2 separate regions of the Homo sapiens genome follow, and region 2 is linked to region 1. A link is an interaction called in ENCODE POLR2A ChIA-PET data of the cell type or tissue named here. Cell type or tissue: Panc1. All regions are shown on one strand. Links, peaks and the distances in the headings refer to the core of each region. The heading gives the core; the rest is flanking DNA. Region 1 overlaps LOC105377940 (a long non-coding RNA gene). Region 2 overlaps CDK19 (cyclin dependent kinase 19).

Evidence for each region. Peaks named below come from ENCODE experiments on the same cell type or tissue, not always from the same donor. Only the 100,000 strongest peaks of a DNase experiment are listed, where the experiment ranks them.
Region 2: POLR2A ChIA-PET joins it to region 1 with 5 read pairs; 7 of 35 experiments call an interaction of 5 or more read pairs at or near these places.

Annotation. Positions count from the first base shown.
Region 1 is chr6:110,531,256-110,543,283 of GRCh38, reverse strand. It overlaps LOC105377940 (a long non-coding RNA gene), which reads left to right. Exons shown (of 7, transcript XR_007059703.1): 5 at 593-1,096; 6 at 5,568-5,708. Among named protein-coding and RNA genes, the nearest start is that of SLC22A16, 61 kb to the right of the region's middle. In Panc1, for the core only: a CTCF peak has its summit at 8,410; a DNase peak (open chromatin) is centred at 5,933; H3K27ac peaks cover 1,082 bases.
Region 2 is chr6:110,801,560-110,813,587 of GRCh38, reverse strand. The region is part of intron 1 of CDK19 (cyclin dependent kinase 19); the gene reads left to right. Among named protein-coding and RNA genes, the nearest start is that of CDK19, 7.9 kb to the left of the region's middle. In Panc1, for the core only: no CTCF peak of the experiment used is centred there; no DNase peak of the experiment used is centred there.

The DNA.
Region 1 (12,028 bases), core at 2,748-10,747:
GGGGCCTGGCAGTGCCAGGGGAGAGCTGGCATGAGCAGGGCAGAGGCTGACTCGTATGGCGCCATCCACAGGCCCCATTGCCCTCTGGCTTCTGGTGGGCTGTGGCTAGGGAGCCCCCCCCAGGAGAGCAGAGGTTGAAGCTGCAGGGGCTGGATTCCCCTGCACCTCGCTGTGGGGTCACCCTGTCGGCTGTGTCACGATTCCTGTTAGTTCCCACTCTGCTGTCTCTGGATCTAGTGCCTGTTCCCTTCACCCTCAGGCCAGGGGTGGAGCCCTCCCCCCAGCCCCCAACCCCATACCCTGCTCACACCTTTGCAAATAGCGTCTTTACTAAACTCTCCCAAGTGTCTATATGTGCCATTTCCTTTCCGCCCAGCACCCTGAGTGAAAGTGTTTTGAAACCAGGGAGAAGCTGGAGGACAGAGGCACATAAGGTGCCGAGGACAGGAGAGACTGCACACTCTTTGTAGCTTTCACACAACCAGAGTCCAGTGCACAGAGTGCGTACTCATGTCTACAAAAGACACTTCACTCTTCTTAATTCAACCCATATCCCACTCTAGTGCCCATGTGGATCTTTTTATCATTGCAGGATGACCAAAGTCATTAAAACTTCGTAAAAAGCCTGCTTTAGTGAAGAGCTTCTGGCGACGGCCTTTGAATCTGTGCCCCTGAGGGCTCCAGGGCAGGACTCCAACTGGTGGTGTAAGACTTGCTGTCCTGATGTGGGTGGCAGTTGCTAGAAGAGGGACTGTTTCATTTCATTAGCAGTGAAGTGTGCTGTCAGCCGGCAGTGATAGCCATGGGACAAGATGCAACCCAATCTGACTCTGAAACATCCTGTCCTAGCCACCGCTGAGCTCTTCCCCCTTAGGGGGTCGCCAGAAGAGTATTGATTGGACAAGGAGAGAGAGCCCTCTTGAAGAGGAATGGTGCTAAAGTCAACCTGAAGCCTTCTGAAAATTCAGCGGCCCTAGAACTGCCCCAAATGCTATTTACTGCAAAGCAGAATTCTGTATCCAGAGGGGTTGTCCTGGACTCCACTCAAGAGGTTTAGCTTTTAAAGAGCCTAAAGGATTCCTGGCTTATCTGTTGGGTGAGTGTGAGAGTCAGATCCCAAAGGATTATATGATATGATGGATGATTTAGCACGCTGCTTCACAGGAATTTAACAGAAATATAAGATTGCTCAGCTGGAGCAGAATTGTCTAAGAGACAAACCTTTTTAAAACCCCACTAATGTATAACCTCAAGCCACAACTGGATTCAATTACTGCGTGGAAAGAAAGGCATTTTCTTATAAAGCCACTCTGTTTCCGTGCCTGGCTGTGAGCTGGGTCAGCCATGACAAAGATAAGCTTGTGTGTTGTTTTTGGTTGTTTTTCCTTTCAAGCTCTTCCCCTGGCACTGCCAGGCCCCAGGCTGTTTGGATCGGTTGTGTGGAGGCCAGTTTACTTGTTTTGGCTTTCAGCCTTTCTGTTCAGCATTGATGATAGAAGAGTGGGCCTGTGTCCTGCGTGGCCAGTGATGGGCTATCAGCATGGCTTGGTGGTGGCACCATGCCCAGGTGCCCCTTAGGAGGCACACAATGTTTAGAAGCCACACAGTTTGTGAGGAAGGTGAACATTCTAAGGAAGGAGACTGGCAGAGATTGTAGGGGACTCGAGAGGGGTCTGGGCACAGAAGGGTCTGCGTATTGACATTCTCAAATATTAATACAAATACCTAACATGTGGAGTGCTTACTCTCTCTAGGCCCTGTCCTAACAGCTTTACATATATTACTTCATTTAAACCTCCCAACAATCCTGTGAAGTAAATGTTATTATTATATCCACTTTACAGACGAGGAAATTGAGGAACAGAAGGGTACATAGTTTGCCCAAGGTCACACAGTAAGTAGCTGAGGGCCCACGTGCTTGATCACTCCATTGTCAAAGAGTATGGGACAGAAACTTTAAAACCATGACATGTGCATTTATGCAGACACTAAATATTTTTACAGTGTTCTTTATTCATTATTTTCCTTAACATAGTATATTAATACCTGAAAGGCATATTTGTACTGTTATATAGCATGTTTGAAATCACAAGAATGGAAAGACCCATTTGGTTCAGTCTGCCTTGGGGAAGATAAGAATATATATATAGAAAGACCTAGCCAGTGCAATAAGGCAAGAGAAAGAAATAAAAGTCATCCAAATAGGAAAGCAAGTCAAACTACCTCTCTTCACTGACTGTATGATTCTATACTTAGAAAACCCTGAAGACTCTGCCAAGAGGCTACTAGAACTGATCAATGATTCTAGTATGATTTCAGGATACAAAATTAATGTACAAAAATCAGTAGTATTTCTATACACTAAAAATATCTAGACTGAGAGTCAAATAAAAAACACAGTCCTATTTACAATAGCCATGAACAAAATGAAATACCTAGGAATACAGCTAACCAAGGAGGTAAAGATCTCTACAAGGAGAACTACAAAACACTGCTGAAAGAACTCAGAGATGACACCAATAAATGGAAAAACATTCCATGCAAATGGGTTGGAAGAATCAGTATCATTAAAATACCCCTACTGCCCAAAGCAATTTACAGATTCAAAGCTATTCCTATCGTATTACCATGTTATTCTTCACAGAATTAGAAAAAACTATTCTAAAATTCATATGGAACCAAATAGCCAAAGCAATCCTAAGTAAAAAGAACAAAGCCAGAGGCATCACTCTACCTGAGTTCAAACTATACTATAAGGCTACAGTAACCAAAACAGCATGATACCAGCACAAAAACAGACACATAGACCAATGGAACAGAATAGAAAGCTCAGAAACAAAGCTGTGTGCCTACAACCATCTGATCAACAAGGCTGACCAAAAAAAAAAAAAAAGGACTTTCTATTCAATAAATGATGCTGGGATAGCTGGCTAGCCATATGCAGAAGAATAAAACTAGACCCTTACCTTTCACCGTATACAAAAGTTTTCTCAAGATGGATTAAAGATTTAAATATAAGACCTCAAGTTATAAAAATCCTAGAAGAAAACCTAGGAAATACCCTTCTCAACATTGACCTTGACAAATAATTTTTGGCTAAGCCCTTAAAAGCAATTGCAACAAAAAACAAAAATTGGCAAGTGGGACCTAATGAAATGAAAGAGCTTCTGCACAGCAAAAGAAACCATCAACAGAGTAAAACAGACAGCCTACAGAATGGGTTGCAAAATATTCTCAAACTATGCATGTGACAAAGGTCTAATATCCAGAATCTATAAAGAACTTAAATCAACAAGCAAAAACCAAATAACTCCATTAAAAATGGGCAAAGGACATGAACAGATACTTCTCAAAAGAAGACATACAAGCAGCCAACAAATATATGAAAAAAGTTCATCATCACTGATCATCAGAGAAATGCAAATCAAAACCACAGTGAAATACCATCTCACACCAGTCAGAATGGCTTCTATGAAACAGTAAAAAACAACAGATGCTGGTGAGGCTGTGGAGAAAAGAGAGTGCTTATACAGTGTTGATGAGAATGTAAACTAGTTCAGCCACTGTGGAAAGCAGTTTGGAGATTTCTCAAAGAACTTAAAACAGAGCTACCATTTGACCCAGCGATCCCATTATTGGGTATCTACCCAAAGGAAAACAGATCATTATACCAAAAAGACACATGCACCTGTATGTTCATCACAGCACTCTTCACAGTAGCAAAGACATGGAAACAATGTAGGTGCCCATCAGCAGTGGACTGGATAAAGAAAGTGTGGTGCATATACACCGTGGAATACTATACTGCCATAAAAAAGAATGAAACATGTCCTTTGCAGCAATGTGGATGGAGCTGGAGGCCATAATCCTAAATGAATTAATGCTGGAACAGAAAAACAAATACCCGTGTCCTCACTTATAAGTGGGAGCTAAACATTGAGCACACATGGTCATAAACATGCGGACAACAGACACTGTGGACTACTAGAGGGAGGAGGGAAGAAGCAGGATGTGGGTTGAAAAACTACCTATTAGGCACTATGCTCACAAACTAGGTGCAATGTGCCCATGTAACAAACTGGCATGTGTACCCCCTGTATCTAAAATAACAGTTGATATTTTTAAAAAAGAATATATATAAACATATATATTATATGTAAAGTATATATATTTTAGGGCCTGGCACATGATACTAATGACTCATATGGAAAGCCAGCGAGCTTTCATAAGATATTGCACACAAGGAAAGTTAAGAACCAGCTTGCTGGGCTGTCTGATCACTAGCTCAGGCTTTCTGCATGAGCTTGGCTTTCTGATAGGAAAATCCAGGGCTCTGAGCCTGGAATGAACATATGTATGGCCCAAGCTCCACCAGCAGCTTAATTCACTGTGACAATTATCAATTGGTTGCCTCTCAGCTCCAAATTCACCCTTCATTACTCGCTCTTCGAGAATGATGAGGGTTAGGCTTTGTCAGCAGGAAGTCCTGGAGGGACATTGTGAGAGAAAATGGCTGCTCTTCCTAGTTCCAGGGGGCTTGCTTTCTCAGGCTCTTGCAGCCTGGACAGCTTTCTCTGCAGCCCCAGGTGGCCAGCAGCCTGAGATGCCTTCCTGCAGACAGCTTCCCTGGGCACCTCCCTGTGAATGACCTCTGCCAGATCCCCCTCAGGAAGCTTTGCAGTAGGGTGCACAAAATGGGGTACCGCCCCTTGGATGGCTTCCCTGGCACCCGCTTGGGCAGCTTTGCAGTGGGTGCCTTCCTAAGCACTCCAGAGACAGGTTTCTGGACAGCCTCAGCAGTGAGGCCCCTCATGAACTTTTCCCCCATCCTGAAAGCCCTGGCCAGACCCTCTTCCATGAGGCCTGGATCTCAGCTCTTCCTTGAATGCTCTATCTCAGTCCTAGGGGAGATAGCTGCTGTCTGTATCAGCTATTCCTATATTCTTTAGAGCTCTCTTTACCGGTTACTAGCCAGTCTTTCATCACTTCAATCCCCTGTTACTAATTTGTTATAGTTAATTTTCTTGTAGAAATTACTGATTTGTCTCCTGTTCAGAGTTTAGTACATTCACCATATTTTTTCAGCCCACCATTTAAAATAAAAATGTAACTCCCTTTACATGAAAAACACTGCAAGAAACATGGAAGCAACAAAAACAATATGAAAACACTTTCACTATTAATTTACTAAGTTAGAAGATTCTATATTCTCTTTCAGTTCTTGGCTATCTGTCTGATTTTTCCGTATTTGTAACCTGCGTGCATAATTGAGTCTGCACTCTAAGTTTATGAGTTGACTTTAGCTTACGTAAGCAGTTTGATAGCCCTATAGTCCCCAAGTAGCCACTGGTCACATAGTCCTTGCATTTGTCATCAGGCAAGGCAATATAATATTCCATTTTCTTCACGTGCTCAAATTTGCTAAGCTAGTTCCTGATTGTGGGATACATGGGTTGGTTCATGCTTTTCCATATTACAAAAAGCACAGATCAAAATATTTTTGTTCAAGTTGCATCAACCCCACCTAATTTTTTCTCTTGTTTCTTCCTTTCTCGATTCTCTAACAGTTGGGCTCACATATTTTCCCACCGATAGACAAGAGATTACCAGAAAAGGGGTGAGGAATCCAGAGAGAATGTCTGCATAAGAAGGAGGGTGGAGATTTCTTACTGAACTAAAGGCTTCAAGAATTGGCAAATACCTGCTCAGTAAGTATCTCCTGCCAGGAAAAGAACCAGTCTCAGAGGTGGAGGCAGAGGGGAATCATTGGTTGGAGAGGAGGAATTTAGACTTGGGAAGCAAGGTCGTTCTAGAGATCAAGACTGTCTTTTCTTCAGTCTCTCATAGTGTAACCTGTGACTAATGCATTAGTCATACTGAGCACGTGGAAACTACACAATATACACTAGAAAAACATTTTAGTTCTCAAGAATAGCCTCAAAATCAGACAATGCCTGAAGTAATTGAGAGTGGGAAGCACATTGTGCAAGTGATTACTGCTCTCTGACATTTTAAACCACCAATAACTCAATTGTTTCCTGAATTCCCAGAGAGTCAGAGAACATGAAAAAACCTTCTTTGTCACTCAGTGGAGTAAATGTTAATCTCATACTTAAATCTTTTTCTTTTTCACATAAAAGTGTTCCTGGTATAAAGCCCAGAAAGAAGCTTAAGCATAGCACCCCCTGTATTGTTCATTTTCTTGTTCATACATAATGTTTACCTGGAAATTCTTTATTTCACACTTATTCTTAAAAGTAATTTTGCTGAGTCTCCAAACAACTGTTTTCAAAATTTTCTTCCATTTTTCTGACTTGGAATCACTAGAAATTAAAACTGTGCTTTTCTTAAAGCTCTATAAACTGAAGCTAGCAACTTAAACTTCGGGAGAAACAATAGCAACATATGTAATTAATATATATATATATACAACTTTTGTGCCTGCCTGATGATGTATGGACTTCTCAGAAAGTTCACTTGAACACCCGATTCGAGCCACAATCCAGAAAAATCTGTCAGGTTGCTACTGCAACCTGAAGATGCTTGAGAGACTCTAGAAAAACTAGTCTATCAACTGCTCCAGGACATTCACCTTTGCTTTCCTTCTGTTTCTGTAGAAATGCCTCCTATTAAAGATCTGTTTGCCTGCATCATATATAGTGGCCCACCCTGTCTGCAATGCCACCTCCTAGAATGAGACACAGCTGTTTAACTGATCTATTCTCAGGACTAAGAGACTGACTAAAGAAGATACGAGGATGATATATTTAAATTTGCTCTTTTCTGTTCCTTCCAATTTGTCTTTCCATTTCTTTGTCTATCTCTAACAAGCTCTAAAACAAATTTCTCCAAAGCTATCTGCTTGTCTTTTAATATGTGAATTTTTTTAAGTTTCAAAGTGATGACTGAAATATTTCACCCCAAAATATGGCTCCCTGGTATAGTGAGTATGTTGAATTCAACACCCTTAGAGATCAACAAGCACTAGAAGAGGCTTTTCCCACCTACATAAAGATAGGAATGATCCACCGAGGAGAACAATTGCTCTTGTTCTCCTCCGTTATCTCATTATCCATTACAGGAAAGAAGACCAAGAATGTAACCACACCTGAACGGAACCTTTTTGAGATAATGACTGTCTCTAAGGATCATTTACATTCCAAGAACTACTTACAAGTTAATTTCTGCTCCCTGATCCAACCATTTTCCCTGGTGATCATTTATTGCCCCTCAATACAATTATTCTCCTCCCCATTCCCATAACCCATTCTATCCGGATTCAAGCCCCCATTCTTTCTGTAACCTCAAGATAGCAGGTAAGCTGCTGTACCACATTGAGAAGTTGGGTCTTCATTCTGAAGGTTCCCATGTGTACACACTAAATAAGTTTGTATACCTTTTCCCCTATTTATTATTATTATTTTTGAGACGGAGACTCCCTCTGTAGCCTAGGCTGGAGTGCAATGGCGTGATCTTGGCTCAGTGCAACCTCCACCTCCCAGGTTCAAGCGATTCTCCTGCCTCAGCCTCCTGAGTAGCTGGGATTACAGGTGCCCACCACACCTGGTGAATTTGTATATTTTTAGTAGAGATGGTGTTTCACCAAGTTGGCCAGGCTGGTATCGAACTCCTTACCTCAAATGATCCACCTGCCTCAGACTCCCATAGTGCTGGGATTACAGGCGAGCACCACCGTGCCTGGCCATCTATTCCCCTATTTTTTTTTTAAAGTAGTTTTGCTGCACATGCAATTCTCATTTATTTTCGCTTATCACTTTGAAGATATTGTTCCACAATTGTCTAGTTTCTGTTGCTGTATAAAGGTATGTTGCTAATAATTTTTGTAGATGATCTGTCATTTTTCTGCTTTAAGATCTTTCTGAGTTTAGCATTCTGCAATTTTATTACTATCTTTTGCAGACTGGGTGTGGATTTTAAAAGCTTTATCTTGCATGGTATATGGTGTGCATCTGTAACTGCCCAGTAAGTTCTTCTTGCCTGCTGCCCAGATAGAGCCAATTTATCAAGACAGGAGAACTGCAATGGAGAAAGAGTTTAATTCGTGCAGAGTTGGCTGAATGGAAGAGTTTAATACACATAGAGCAGGCTAAATGGAAGACTGAAGCTTTATTATTACTCACATTAGCCTCCCTGAAACACAGTCTTGCAGGCAGGGGGCTAGGGAATGGGGAGTGCTGATTGGTTGGGTTGAGGATGAAATCACAGGGAGTCCAGGCTGTCCTCTTGCTCTGAGTCAGCTCCTGGATGGTGGCCACAAGACCAGAGGAGCCAGTTTACTGGTCTGGGTGGCGCCACTGGATCCATCAGAGTGCAGAGTCTGAAAAATATTCCAAACACCAATCTTAGATGTTATTCACAAAAGCAATTAGAAGGTTAGGAATCTGGTGCCCTCTGGCTGTATAACTCCTAAGCCATAATTTCTAATCTTGTGGTTAATCTGTTAGTTTTACAGAGGCAGTTTGGTCCCCACACAAGGAGGAGGTTTGTTTCAGGGAGGGGCTGTTATCGTCTTTGTTTCAAACTATAAACTAAATTCCTCCCAAAGTTAGTTCAGCCTATGCCCAGGAAGGAAGAGGGGCAGGTTGGAGGTTAAACGCAGGATGGAGTCAGTTAGGTCAGATCTCTTTCACTGTCATAACTTTCTCACTGTTGTAATTTTTGCAAGGGTAGTTTAACTTTCTATATCTGGGAACTCATCTCTTATCAGTTCTGGAAATTCTCTTTTATTATCTTTTTTAATATTGGTTTTTCATCTATTTTCTCTAGTCTTTTCTGCCACTCCTATTATATTAAATCTTATTCTATCCTCTATGTCTTGACCCCTCTTTGATGTTCTATCTTCCTGTCTCTTTGTGTTATATTCCAGGTAATTTCTTCAGATATATTAGTTAAATAATTCTCTTTTCAGTTGTTTCTTATATACTGTTTAATTTGGTCATTGAGTTTTTAATGTCAACAACTATATTTTTCATTTATAAATGTTTTACTTGGCTCTTTTTCAAATCTGCCTGGTCATATTTCATAGTATCTGGGTTACTTCCATACATTTATGATCTCATCTTGGATTTCTTTAAATATTTCCTATACAACACTTGGTATGCATGATTTTGCATTTAAAATGCACTATTTTGCATTTAATAATTCTAATACCAAAGTCTTGGGAGTGTAAATTTATTGTTTATTATTTTTGCTTTCTTTTCCATATGCTGGCTTATTCTCTTGCTGTTTGGTGGTGGTCTTTGATCCTGAACACATTGTGCTTGATCACTGGGAGTCTTGGGGTCCTAAGTTGAAGTTATGTACTCCAGAAGAGGTTGTCACTTGCTTCTTCCATGGCCCAGAGGACTGGTTGAGCCTCCTTCAGGGGTCATGGTTTACAGTGGGAGACCTGAAGTTGACTTTTGCACCTTGTAATGGGCTTGGGGCTTAGTGTCAGATTTTGTCCCACACTTACCTTTTAGCTCTTTCCTGGATTTCAGCTCACTGCCATTGTTTCTTTGCTTGGAGAGTTTGTTTGCCATTGCTGCAAGCCCAGCTGCGCATTAAAAAACATGTTGTATCCAGAATGTAGTAGAATTATAGCAGGAGGCCTTCAAAGGATCAGTTTTGTCAGAATAGTGAGAATGGATGGTGTGTGTTCGTAATGTTCAAGGCATATGAACACAACTGCAAGAATTAGACAGGCACAAGTAGGTGTAGCCCACACTTCAAAATTTTAGAAACAATAAGACATAGACATAGGAAAGAACTAGAGCACATTTCAAAGCTCTATCTCTCTTTCTCTGTCTGCATCTGTCTATCTATGTCTATATCTACAGCTGTATCATCTAAATGTCCTCACATGTAATACAAAGGTAGAGATGGGTGAAGAACTGATACCCAGAGTAAGTGTAGGATTTCCTTTAAGGGCCTGAAGCTGGTACTCAGGGTGGAGGAAACAGCATGAACAGAGGCACTAGGAGGGAATAAGTATGGGATCATCTCTGTGTCTCTGTTTATAACAAGGGCCTTGCCTCACTGTTATCCTTCTGGCTTCATAATTGCAGAATTTAGCTAGTAATTTTGTATACAAATATCCCTTTTGAGAGTCCCCTATAATTTCCTTATTTACAATATGGATGCCCATTAAAGTCCTCATAGTCTTATCAGGTGGCTTTTACATGTGGACAATGTAAGGACTGTATTATTTACTCCTTTGATGATCATGGTAGCTAGGGTGCTGAAATCAATCAAGCAACAGCATCTCAGAGAGATGCACCTTGTTTCCTACTTTTGCATGCAAAGTTGCTGTTTTTTCCTTTCATTGTCCACTTATTGAGGTGGGGTTTGAGAGTTCTGGTTTCTGTCTTTTAACACTAAAATCACCGCTGACTTGTCCATCAAGTCAGCAAAGTCTTTCCTTGGTACAGCAAAGTCTGTCTGGCTCAACCTCCATCTGGGCCTGTGGCATTCTACTGAACTTTGTAGTTTTCTCTATTCTTCAAAACAAAACTATCTGAAACAGGGTCTACTTCTGGGTTGTAAATTAGTTGTAGAAAATCTGGGCTCTGAACAAAAACCACATTTGAAAGCACATGTCTTCTCTTTTATTGGCTTTTGCTCTAAAAAGCAAAGGCTGAAAAACAGCTGTTAGCTGTTTATAGAGTATTTTTTATTTAAGTGTTAGACAATAGCTGTTTTCTTCTCCACTTACAATGGCACATTTTTTCTCAGGCCAGTTAAGTCCTCTCTCGGTGTGGCCCTGGGTATTTGTATGCACCTCCTCCCTTTCCCTAGGTTTCTCAGGAGACTAAGGGTTGTTGTTTTTTTCTTCCTTTCTTCAGTTTCTGGTTTTTGGTTTTGAATTCAGACTTTGGTCTCTCAGAATAGATGGCTGAATTTAGTCCCAGGCCAGAATCCTTCTGGGCCAACTCTACACAGGTATTCACAGAAGACACTCTAGAGGAAGCTTCTATAGGTGCAAAGTGTTGATGGTTTGTGGCTAGATGGCATGGGCAGAATTAGATATAGACGTAGTTATTGCTCTCTATTCTCGAGCCCTGAACATCGTTGGTTTGCTTTCCTCTATTAGGAATTCAGAAGATAGTGCTTTCCAATCCCCTCATCCTGGAACGTGCTCTGAGGACACTGCCATTGCTCATTATCCTCATGGTCCCAAGCAAGCAAGATCAGCAGGGCTCAGGGACATATTGCACATGAGTGAAAACACTCCCTAGCCTGCAAAAGGAACCAGCCAAAATGTTTTTCAGCACTCTTGTGCTGTGTGCTGCCATAGCAATTCCTACTATATAAGACAATGGTAACACCATCAAGTTACATGTTATACCAGGTTTTCCTGGGATTTTATTTGCCTGCAGTCTGCCTCCTTTTAATCAATTTCTGTTCTTTCAGATCATCAACTTGTATTGATTTACATATGGGGGAATAGTCTAACCTGTGATTTCTGGAAAAGACAGCTTCTTATACCTCACTAAGAAGACACAGGGGCTGGTTATATCTCCCTGAGATCTTAGACATTCAAATCCTGCCTAACGAACATGAGCCCCTTCATTTACCCATCCATCACACCATGGGCTGGGCCACCTCTAAACCAGTTTCTAGGACTTGGGAATTTTTTTTGTTTTTTTAGACAAGGACTCACTCTGCCATCCAGGCTGAAGTGCAGTGTCACAATCACAGCTCACAGCTCACTGCAGCCTCTAGCTCCCCAGGCTCAGGTGACCCTCCCACATCAGCTTCCCAAGTAGCTCAGGTGACAGGAATGCACCACCACACCCAGGTAATTTTTGTATTTTTAGTAGAGATGGGGTTTCGCCATGTTGCCCAAGCTTGTCTCAAACTCCTGGGTTCAAGCGATCCTCCCACCTCAGCCTCCAAAAGTGCTGGGATTACAGGCGTGAGCCACCACACCTGATGAACTTGGGAATTCTTACAAGGTGACACCAGGGAAGCACTGCAAGCTTGTTAGAAACTGCCTTTGCAAAACTTATAATGGTGAGAAAATTAT
Region 2 (12,028 bases), core at 1,628-9,627, 270 kb before region 1:
TCTCATAATTCCTTTAATTACCAGGTGTCCTTGAATGCTTATCATGGAATGTGAGATACTATAATTAACATATTTTGGTTTTGGAATATCCACTCCACCTGTTATACTAGTGTTCTTGTGGGAATTTTATCAGTTATATTTGGGGAAAGCACATCCAGTTTTCCGTTTGGACATTGTTAATAAATCTGAGGTGGGTTTTTCCCATACTCCTCATGCTAACTTTGTGGTATACTTTTGGTTTTAAAAAATGTATCTTAGTGTTTTTTTTGTTAAAATAGCTTTCTTTTATTAGGGAACTTTTGAGAAGTTAAAAATTCTGCTTCTGAATTGTATTTGAATAGTATGGGCTTACAACAAAAACCAGATAATTCTTGCTTCTATTCTTTTTGAATATTTTTCCCCTCTAATAAAGTACTTGATTCGAATACACTTCCTTTTTGAGTGAAATTTGTTAATTAGAATTAATAAAGCTTCTTTACTAGAGTAAGATTAGTTTGTGTGTCTTCAAAATATAATGCTTTTTTTCTAAAAAAAAAAAAAACCTCTCAGGATCTGAAAGCATTAGTTTAAATCACTGTATTACGTATAAGAAAAACCGTAATAAAGGCTTTTTTCCTGGATGAAAGATCTGGTTGAGATTTGCAACTTTACAGTAAACACCCACGTCTCTTGTGGGTTGGTAGTGGGATTAATTTTATGTTCATTGATACCAGCAATTTGAAAGAACATCTGTGTCCTTTGGGTTCATGTTAAATTTTTTTTTTTTTTTTTTTTTACTGTTTTAAACAGTGGGCAGATTTGCATAGTAAAGGATTTTACACTCCGATCATGGTAGATTACAGTTTAGCTCTTTCTAGATTTTATTTTGGTTAACTCAGAAAATGCATAATGCTATTTTAGGGAGCCAGAAATCACATAGGTTACATTAAAGATAAATGATTCTGGTATATATAATGTAGTATATAACCAAAACATTGTTCAGGTCTTTAGAAGAAACATTAGAAGAAATAAAATATCATTAGAAAAGTTTAATACTACAGTTAGCAAAATGTTATTTCCCTTGAAGTATGACTTTAGGCAATATTAATTATATCACAAATTTATAAGAGGCTGGAAATGCAAGATTTACATCTGAGTTTTTCACCTTTAATTAAAAATATTCTCTGGGTCGGGTGCGGTGGCTCACGCCTGTAATCCCAGCACTTTGGGAGGCCGAGGCGGGTGGATCACGAGGTCAGGAGATCGAGACCATCCTGGTGAACATGGTGAAACCCCGTCTCTATTAAAAATACAAAAGGAATTAGCCGGGCATGGTGGCGGGTACTTGTAGTCCCAGCTGCTCGGGAGGCTGAGGCAGGACAATGGCGTGAACCCGGGAGGTGGAGCTTGCAGTGAGCCGAGATCCCGCCACTGCACTCCAGCCAGGGCGACAGAGCGAGACTCTGTCTCAAAAAAAAAAAAAAGTTATTTGTTCACCTTTTTGTTTTGCAGGAAGAGAGGCTTTTGACCCAACTCTCCTTTTTATTTAATATTTATACTTTTGAATATTTTTTGTAGAGACCGGGTCTTGCTGTGTTGCCAGAGCTAGTCTTGAACTCCTGGGCTCAAGTGATCTTCCTGTCTCAGCCTCCCAAAATGCTGGGATTACAAGTGTGAGCCATCATGCTGGACCTCCAACTCTCTTTTACTTTAAAAAAAAAAAAAAATCCGGTTTAAAAGTTGTTCTTTTTTTGTTTTTTCGTTTTACAGACAGGGTCTTGCTGTGTTGTTCAGGTTGGTCTTGAACTCCTGGCTTCCCAAAGTGCTGGCATTACAGGCTCATGCCACCACACCCAGCCAAATGTTACTCTTGAAGAGAAACAAGTTCAGAATATTTCTGAACTTTTTAATACAAGCAAGAATTCATAAAATAAATTTTCTTCATTATTAAGAAGTCGCACATGACAATTTATGGTTACAAATTTCAAGACTGCATTTTTCCAGTTAGAAACATTTAAAAATTTGATCGATAAAGGAATATTGTTAAAAAGTTCTTTTGTTGGCCGGGCGCCGTGGCTCACACCTTTAATCCCAGCACTTTGGGAAGCCGAGGCAGGTGGATCACCTGAGACCAGGAGACCAGCCTGGCCAACAAGACGAAACCCCGTCTCTTCTAAAAATACAAAAATTAGCCGAGCGTGGTGCCTTGCATGGCTGACACAGCTTACAGAGTTTGTTTTGTCAGGGTTTCAAATGAGTGGTTGATGACTACATAACTTAATGTATGTCATGAAATTCTTCACAATGAGTACATGTAGATGCATATAGCTAATAGGTACAATAGTATTTGCCTGTGTTTGATGGGTTTTTCACAATCGGTTTGTAGTTAGATTATTGTATTTGCATTTTTGTTGGACACTTACAGAAGATTAAAGATTTGTCAGTATCATCAGAGGATTAGAACTTTCCAAAGTTTTAGATCATCTAGTTCAATTTCCTCTTTTTACAAATGAGAAACCTAGAGCTTTGAGAGGTTAACTGTCATGCTCATAGTGTCACAGCAGAGATAGCCTGTAATCCACATCTAACTCAAGAGTTCTTGCATTTTCCTTCCTAATACCATGGGAGGAAAAACAAAAAAAGGCCATCTTACCTCCAGTCTTGATAACTTACTGTATAAACCTTTTTGCATGCCAAAAGTGCATTTATACCAAAAAAAAATATGGAAAAGGGAAATTATCACATATACAGGACATTTACAAAGTGGGAGTGCAGGACTGTAGATTCTACTACATGTAGCTGCTGCTTTTCTTTTTTCTTTTCTTTTTTTTTTTTGAGATGGAGTTTGCTCTTGTTGCCCAGGCTGGAGTGCAATTGTGCGATCTCAGCTCACTGCAACCTCCGCCTCTTGGGTTCCAGCGATTGTCCTGCCTCAGCCTCCTGAGTAGCTGGGATTACAGGCATGCACCACCACGCCTGGCTGATTTTGTATTTTTAATAGAGATGGGGTTTCTCCATGTTGGTTAGGCTGGTCTCGAACTCCCAACCTCAGGTGATCCACCTGCCTCGGCCTCCCAAAGTGCTGGGATTATAGGCGTGAGCCACCTTACCTGGCCATGCTGCTGCTTTTCATCTGTTTTTTTCTTCATCCTCACTGTCAACACTTTTGGCCATTATTTCTGATTTGGATAGTAGCTGGTTGGTCTCTCACTATAGTCCAAGATCCAAATTGCTGCTAGTGTCATTTTCCTATAAAATCAATCATGTCATATCTCTTTTTGGAAAGCTATACGTTTGCTATGGCTTATACTATCAGATCCAATCTCATCTCTTTCTCTTCTCTCCTTGCATGATTCATACTTGAGACTTAGATCCAATTTTAATTCCTTAGTTTGTCATGTAAAGACATTTACATTCAGACCCTGAAGTCTGTAGTCTTTATACCTGCCACCATTTCTTTTTTCCAGTTGCATTTAAGCTATATACTTCTGTAGCATTGAACTCGTATTTTCTGGTACTTAAGTCCTTTCATGTCTCATTTTCTTTGTTCTACATTCACTTTAGAATGGTGTTGCTGTGCCATTCTTCCCTCCCCCTTTTCCCTTATCCTTACAAACCTGTAAAACTCATACTTCAATACCCAACTCAAATAGCTTTCCTCCTTGAAGCCTTCTCTTAATCACTCGGTGTACTCCTCAGCTGTGTTTCTACCCCTTTGTTCTTACATATGTAAAGTCACTGTAAGTGATACTAATATGCCTCATAAATTACTAGCTGCAAAAGGATCATCATTCTGTCCAGTGCCTTGTACAGAGTTGGTCACATAATACACAAAATTATATTCAATTAAAAATGCCTTTAATTGGTAAAGATGCTCCACTGATTTTAAAAGCAGACCAAATTCCTTTAAAAACGCAAGTTTATTTACTTTTCTTAAAAAACGAAGTTTTTAGTAATTGCTTTGAAAGCCTGAAATACAGTAATGTTATATGAAATAGGTGGTTAGATGTAAATACTTCTAATGTATTTTTTCTAAGAAATGTACTGCTTTTCCAAACAGTTGATAAATTTCTTTTTTCATTTTTTTCACTTGAGACTGTCTCACTCTATCACCAAGGCTGGAGTGCTGTCGTGCAGTCGTAGCTGACTGTAGCCTTGAACTCCTGGGCTCAAGTGATCCTCCTGCCTCAGGCTCTTGCGTAGCTAGGACCACAGATGCACGTGCTGGCTAATTTTTGTTGTTGTTTTGTAGAGACGAGGTCTCACTGTGTTCACTGTGTTGCCCAGGCTGGTCTCGAACTCCTGGGCTCCAGTGATCCTTCTGCTTCAGCCTCCCAAAGTGCTGGGATTACAGACATGAGTCACTGTGCCTGGCCCATTTCTTTTTTTTTTTTTTGAGATGGAGTCTCGCTGTCTCCCAGGCTGGAGTGCAGTGGCGCAGTCTCGGCTCACTGCAAGCTGCGCCTCCTGGGTTCATGCCATTCTCCTGCCTCAGCCTCCCGAGTAGCTGGGACTACAGGCGCCCACCACCATGCCCGGCTAATTTTTTTTTTTTTTTGTATTTTTAGTAGAGATGGGGTTTCCCCGTGTTAGCCAGGATGGTCTAAATCTCCTGACCTCATGATCCACTTGCCTCGGCCTCCCAAAGTGCCGGGATTACAAGTGTGAGCCACCACGCCTGGCCCCATTTCTTTGAACAGATATTAGATATTGCTAAGGAAAATAGGCATATTTTTGAGAAATAAATATTTTCTCTTAGGCCAGCTCTTTTAGAATTGCTAGACTAGTAATCTGTCTTCTGTGCTTTTACTAGCTATTTTATAGAGATGCTTAGAAAATACCAGTATTTAAATACATTTTAGGACAAATTTTGGTTTTATGGGTTTATGGTAAAAAATTAAGTATCTTTAACACTTAGTAAATGAAGTAGACATCTGTTTATGTTTAACTGGTTTGTCATTTTTGTAATGCAAGCCTTCAAAAACTTTTTGAGGCCTAAGGGAAATTAATGTGTTCTTTTTCAATGAAATTTGATAATCTAGAGCAGTGATCAGCAAACTTTTTCTGGCAGATACTAAATATTTTAGGCCTTTTGGGCTTTACTGTCTCTGGTGCAATTACTCAACTCTATTGTAGTGCCAAAGCATCGACAGATAATACGTAAACCAGTATGGATAAGGATGGCTGTGTTCCAGTAGACCTTTATTTATACAAATAAGCAGTTGGCTGAATTTAGTCTGCAGGCTATAGTTTGTTGACTCCTGGTGTAGAGCAGTGATGTCCAATAGAACTTTCTGCAGTGATCTGAAAATGTTTAGCATCTGTGCTGTCCAATATGCTAGCCACAAGCCACACGCCACACATAGGTATCGATTACTGGAATGTAGTTAGTGTGATTAGAAACTAATTAGTAGCTATCACATTGGACTGTGTAGGTTTAGAGTCTTTGGATGAGTGGCTTAGCAACAAATAATTCTCTGATCCATCAAGTGACCTTTCAATAAAAATGTTTAAATCAGGGTGTGGATAAATAGGAAAACTGTTATGTCTTTTTTCAAGTTACAGGAGAAATATTAAGGCTGAAATAGCTTGATAAAGCAAACCAATACTTGAAGAACTATCAATTTATGAATGGAATCAAGGATATTTAACTACTTTTTCAAAAAAGTATTTTATGGCCGGATGAGGTGGGAGGATTGCTTGAGCCCAGGAGTTTGAGGCTATAGTGAGCTATGATGATGCCATTGCACTTCAGCATGGGCAGCAGAACGAGACTCTCTTAAAAAAAAAAAAAGGTATTATAAAAAAAAGTTTGTAAATAGTATATGTGCGTAAAAATATACAATGTGGCTGGGCGCGGTGGCTTATGCCTATAATCCCAGCTCTTTGGGGAGGCCGAGGTGGGCAGATCACTTGAGGCAAGGAGATCAAGGCCAGCCTTGCCAACAGCGAAAACTCCGTCTCTACTAAAAATACAAAAAATTAGCCGGGCGTGGTAGTACACACCTGTAATCCCAGCTACTCGGGAGGCTAAGGCACAATAATTGCTTGAACCTGGGAGGTGGAAGCTGCAGTGAGCTAATATTGCACCACTGCACTCCAGCCTGGGTGACAGAGTGAGACTCTGTTTCAATAAAACAAAAATAACAAAAAACCACCAGTGTAACGTAAGTCATCCCTTTCCCAGCCATTCTTTCCCTTTTTTAGGGGCAGTCATTCTTGGTTGTCCTTTAAGAGGATTTTCTTTTGGGGTATGTGCATGTGTGTTAACTTAAAGATGTCATTAAATATGACATGCTAGTGTGCTGCACACTTTTCTATTTTTAGATCATGGCTCACTGCAGCTTTGGCTGCCTGGGCTCAAGCAAGTCTGTCTCTTGGGCTCAAGCGATTGTTTCACCTCAGCCTCCTGAGTAACTGGGACTACAGATGTGGGCCATGCCCAGCTTTTTTTTTTTTTTTTAAATTATTTGTAGAGATGAGGTCTTGCTATGTCTCTCAGTCTGGTCTTGAACTCCTGGCCTCAAGTAATCCTCCTACCTTGACCTCCCAAAGTGCTGGGGTTACAGGCATAAGCCATCATGCTTGGCCCTATTTTTATTTTTATTTTTATTTATTTAATTTATTTATTGAGACGGAGTCTTTCTCTGTCACCCAGGCTGGAGTGCAGTGGGAAGATCTTGGCTCACTGCAACCACCACCTCCCAGGTTCAAGCAATTTTCCTGCCTCAGCCTCCTGAGTAGCGGGGACCACAGGCATATACCACTATACCTGGCTAATTTTTTGTATTTTTAGTAGAGACAGTGTTCACCATGTTGGCCAGGCTGGTCTCGAACTCCTGACCTCAAGTGATCCATCTGCCTCAGCCTCCCAAAGTGCTGGGATTACAGGCGTGAGCCACAGTGCTTGGCCCATATTTTAAATCTTAAACATTGCTTAAACATTATGACATATCTATATACAGAGATGCCTTGTTTCTCTTAATAGTTTTGTTGTATCTCATTGTATTGACTTACATCATTGGCTGTCTCCAGTCTTGCTAGTACTAACACTGAAGTGAATATCCTAGTAAGCACAGCATTTTGTACCTATTAATGTGTCTGTAAGTTAAAGTCCTAGAAGCTGTTTACCTTTGGAAGTAATGGCTTGGAATGGTTTACTAATATGGTGATGTATAAGATAGAAATATCTGAAGACTGGAGATGGGGGGGTTGGCTAAGAATAAGGAAGTGAAATGTTAAGACAATAATAATTTTTTTTTTTTTTTGAGATGGAGTTTCGCTCTTCTTGCCCAGGCTGTTGTGTGATGGCACGATCTTGGCTCACCGCAACCTCTGCCTCCCGGGTTTAAGCGATTCTCCTGCCTCAGCCTCCCAAGTAGCTGGGATTACAGGAATGCGCCACCATGCCTAGCTAATTTTGTATTTTTTAGTAGAAACGGGGTTTCATCATGTTGGCCGGGCTGGTCTCAAACTCTTGACCTCAGGTGATCTGCCCACCTCGGCCTCCCAAAGTGCTGGGATTACAAGCGTCAGCCACTGCACCCAGCTGACAGTGATAATTAACACATAAAAATGAGCTATAAATCATTTGTTAAAGGAAGTACAAGTTACTTACTTTTTTTTTTTTTTTTTGAGAAGTGTTATCCAGGCTGGGGTGCAGTGGCACGATCTTGGCTCACTGTACCTCTGCCTCCTGGGCTTAAGCTACTTTCTCATGGCTACTGTTTTAGGAGCATGGAAAAGGCATGTCTCTGAGTTTTACATAGGAAGAGTAGATCCATGGAAAGGTTTTTAATGCAATCTATGTCAGTGTTGATGAATTAAGTATTTTTATTTTTTAAAGTATATAAAATATAGTGTCCTACATTTTTGAACTTAATATGCTAGACAAATAAGTTCATATGTGGTGTTATAAATTGTGTACAGTTGACTGTTGAACAGCAGGAGTTTGAACTGTGTGGGTCCACTTACACGCAGATTTGTGAAACCTGCGTATATGAGGGCCAACTTTTTGTATAGGTGGGTTCTCCAGGGCCAACTGCAGGACCTGAGTATATGTGGGTTTTGGTATATGCAGGGGTCCCAGAACCAACCCTTTAGGTATACTGAGGGACATCTATTTGTTTTGAAAAATTATTCTATAGTGCAGGGTTAGATGACAATATAGAAGATTTTAAAGCAATATATTACAATTTGTAATTTTCTTGGTGGTAAACTATTAGAGTATTTGGATGTTTAAAAACTAATGTGTTTTTTTAAAGATCAACTTGTTATAATGTTGTGACTATATAATATTAGTGGTACTTTGGGATTCTAAAACAAAGGGACAAGATGAACAACTAGCATGACAATTTCTTTAAAACCAGTAGTATCTAGAACCATAAAGGAGTAGCAGACAAAGCTATTTAAAGATTTTTGTCCATTTACAAATAGCTGATTAGTCCAACACTTCCTGTAATAGCTGTTTTGAATGTGCACTGTACAGGATAAAAGAGAGTCTCACGAGAGAAGACAGGATGTAATTCAGGATACAAGTGTGCAGCAGTAGTTATTTATTGAGGGTTTGAGTTCTTATCCAGAAGTGAGTGATCAAAGAGAAATAAAAACCTGTAAAGTCCTCAAATAACAGGTGTCTTTTTTTTTTTGTTTTGAGACGAAGTCTTGTTCTGTCGCCCAGGTTGGAGTGCAGTGGCGCGATCTCGGCTCACTGCAAGCTCCGCCTCCTGGGTTCACGCCATTCTACTGCCTCAGTCTCCCGAGTGGCTGGGACTACAGACGCTCGCCACCACGCCCGGCTAATTTTTTTGTATTTTTAGTAGCGACGGGGTTTCACCGTGTTAGCCAGGATGGTCTCGTTCTCCTGACCTCGTGATCCGCCCGCCTCGGCCTCCCAAAGTGCTGGGATTACAGGTGTGAGCCACCGCGCCCGGCAACAGGTCTTTATAAAATATCTTTAACTTGGCGGGGTGTGGTGGCTCACGCCTGTTATCCCAGCACTTTGGGAGGCCGAGGTGGGCGGATCACGAGGTCAGTTCGAGACCAGCCTGGCCAATATGGTGAAACCCCGTCTCTACTAAAAAATACAAAAATTAGCCCAGCGTGGTGGCACGCACCTACCCTGAGTAGTCCCAGCTACTCAGGGGTCTGAGGCAGGAGAATCGCTTGAACCCGGGAGGCAGAGGTTTCAGTGAGCCGAGATCGCGCCATTGCACTCCAGCCTGGGCCACAGAGTAAGACTCCATCTCAAAAATAAAAAAGAAAAAAGAATCTTTAACTTGAACTATAATATGTCTTGCTAAAGGAAAAATACACTCTTCTTATAGAGGCTTTAAACCTATTGTGTATTTTCTATTTAAAAACATTTTTTTCAGTGAGGGTTTGTGATGGATGATCTCAGTTACTAAGCTGAATGTGATTAGGGAATGGATTTATTTACCAAGTAGGCCAGTTAACTTTGTTTTGTTCTGTAGTTATAGAACAAAACCTATTCATGGCAAAGTGTTTTGCTGATATTTGTAGATATTTAAATTTGGACAGAAAGGTAAGTCCATGGTTTCTGGAAAACTCCCTCCCTCCGTCCCTTTCTCTCTTTTCTTTTCTTTTCGTTCTGTATTTCTTTCTTTCTTCTCTTTCTTTTCTTGAGACAGGGTCTTGCTCTTGTCACCCAGGCTGAAAGTGGTGCAGCCACAGCTCGCTGTAGCCTGGACTTCCTGTGCTCAAATGATCCTCCCATCTCAGCCTCTTGAGTAGCTGGGACTACAGGCATGTTACCACCATGCCTGATTAATTCTTGCATTTCTTGTAGAGACAGTGGATTTTTCCATGTTGCCCAGACTGGTCTCGAACTCCTGGGCTCAAGCCATCTACCCGCTTTGGCCTCCCAAAGTGCTGGGATTACAAGTGTAAGCCACTGCACCCAACCTCAGTGTAGTTATTGTAATTGCATTTTAAGAGTGACTTAAACACTGAGTAAATCCTATTATTTTAGGATTTAGGTGCAAATTTAAAAAAGGACTTTTCTGTTTTCTGAAAGGTTTTATGTAATTTGATCTTGTCTTACTTACAAAACCAGAATTCTATTAACTGATTTTTCAGCAATCTGTTGATCTTTGTTGTATATTTGTATCAAAGTGGAAATAATTTTATGCTATTAAAATTATGAAACAATGGTTACACATGGTAAAAAAACTTAGTATAGTTGTATATAAAATGAAAAGTAAAAGTCTAGGCTGGACGCGGTGGCTCACGCCTGTAATCCCAGCACTTTGGGAGGCCAAGGCGGGTGGATCACGAGGTCAGGAGATCGAGACCATCCTGGCTAACACAATGAAACCCCGTCTCTACTAAAAATACCAAAAATGAGCCGGGCATGGTGGCAGGCTCCTGTAGTCCCAGCTACTCAGGAGGCTGAGGCAGGAGAATGGCGTGAACCTGGGAGGCGGAGGTTGCAGTGAGCCGAGATGGCACCACTGCCCTCCAGCCTGGGCTACAGAGCAAGACTCTGTCTCAAAAGAAAAAAAAAAAAGTCAAAGCCTTCCTTCTTACTGTCTGTGCCGGAGGCTGTCCTTGTCACATCTCAGAGGTAACCAGTGTTAACCATTTCTGTTTAAGTTTTGCTGTTGCTTACTGTTGCTTACCATTATAACTTTAAATAATATGCATATAATTCTGCTTCTTGATTTATCAACTTTAGGCAATTTTTGTTAAGTTTCCATCAGAGAAGCTGAGCAATTTTGTGAAATCATACTACCCCCTTTTGTTTTCTCATCCTAACCTTCAAATTTATTGCTTCTATTTTAATTTGTTTCTAGTAAATACTTTTATGGCTTTAAATTATAAACTTAAATTTCTTTTTCATTATGTGTCAATTTAGATACTATCTCTGATGTCAATGTGAATTTTTTTCTTCTTTTAAATTTTAGATTTGGGGATACATGTGCAGGTTTGTTACATGGGTAGGTTTGTTACATGGGTATATTGCATAATGCTGAGTTTGGGCTTGTATTGAACCCATCACCAAATAGTGAACATAGTACCCAGTAGGCAGCTTTTCAACCCTTTTTCCTCTGTTTTTCCCCTTTTGGAGTCCCCAGTGTCTGTCGTTCCCATCTTTATGTCTGTGTGTACCCATTGTTTAGCTCCCACTTATAAGTGAGGACATGCGGTATTTAATTTTCTGTTTTCTTACTTATTTCACTTAGGATAATGGCCTCCAGCCCAACCCATGTTGCTGCAAAGGACATGATTTCATTCTTTTTTATGGCTGCATAGTATTCCATGGTGTATATATACCACATTTTCTTTTTAACTGTTGATAGACACCCAGGAGGATTCCATGACTTTTGTATTGTGAATAGTGTTATGATAAATATACGAGTGCAGGTGTCTTTTTGGTAGAATGATTTCTTTTCCTCTGGGTAGATACCTAGTAATGGGATTGCTGGGTCAAATGGTAATTCTATTTTTGATTCTTGGAGGAATCTCCAAACTGCTTTCCACAGGGGCTGAACTAATTTATATTCCCACCAACTGTATATAAGCATTCCCTTTTCTCCTCAACCTTGCCAACATCTCTTGCTTTTTATTTTTGATAATAGCAATTCTGACTGGTGTAAGATGGTATCTCACTGTGATTTTAATTTGTGTTTCTCTGATGATTAGTGATGTTGAGTGTTTTCTCCCATGTTTTTTCGCTACTTGTATGTCTTCTTTTGAGAAGTGTCCATTCATGTCCTTCGCTCACTTTTTAATAGGGTTGTCTTTTTCTTATTTAAAAAAATTTAAAATAACTTTAAGGTTGGGTGTGGTGGCTCATGCCTGTAATCCCAGCACTTTGGGAGGCCAAGGCAGGTGGATCACGAGGTCAGGAGATCGAGACCATCCTGGCTAACACTGCGAAACCCTGTCTGTACTAAAAATACAAAAAATTAGCCGGGTGCAGTGGTGGGCACCTGTAGTCCCAGCTACTCGGGAGGCTGAGGCAGGAGAATGGTGTGAACCTGGGAGGCGGAGCTTGCAGTAAGCCGAGATGACGCCACTGCACTCT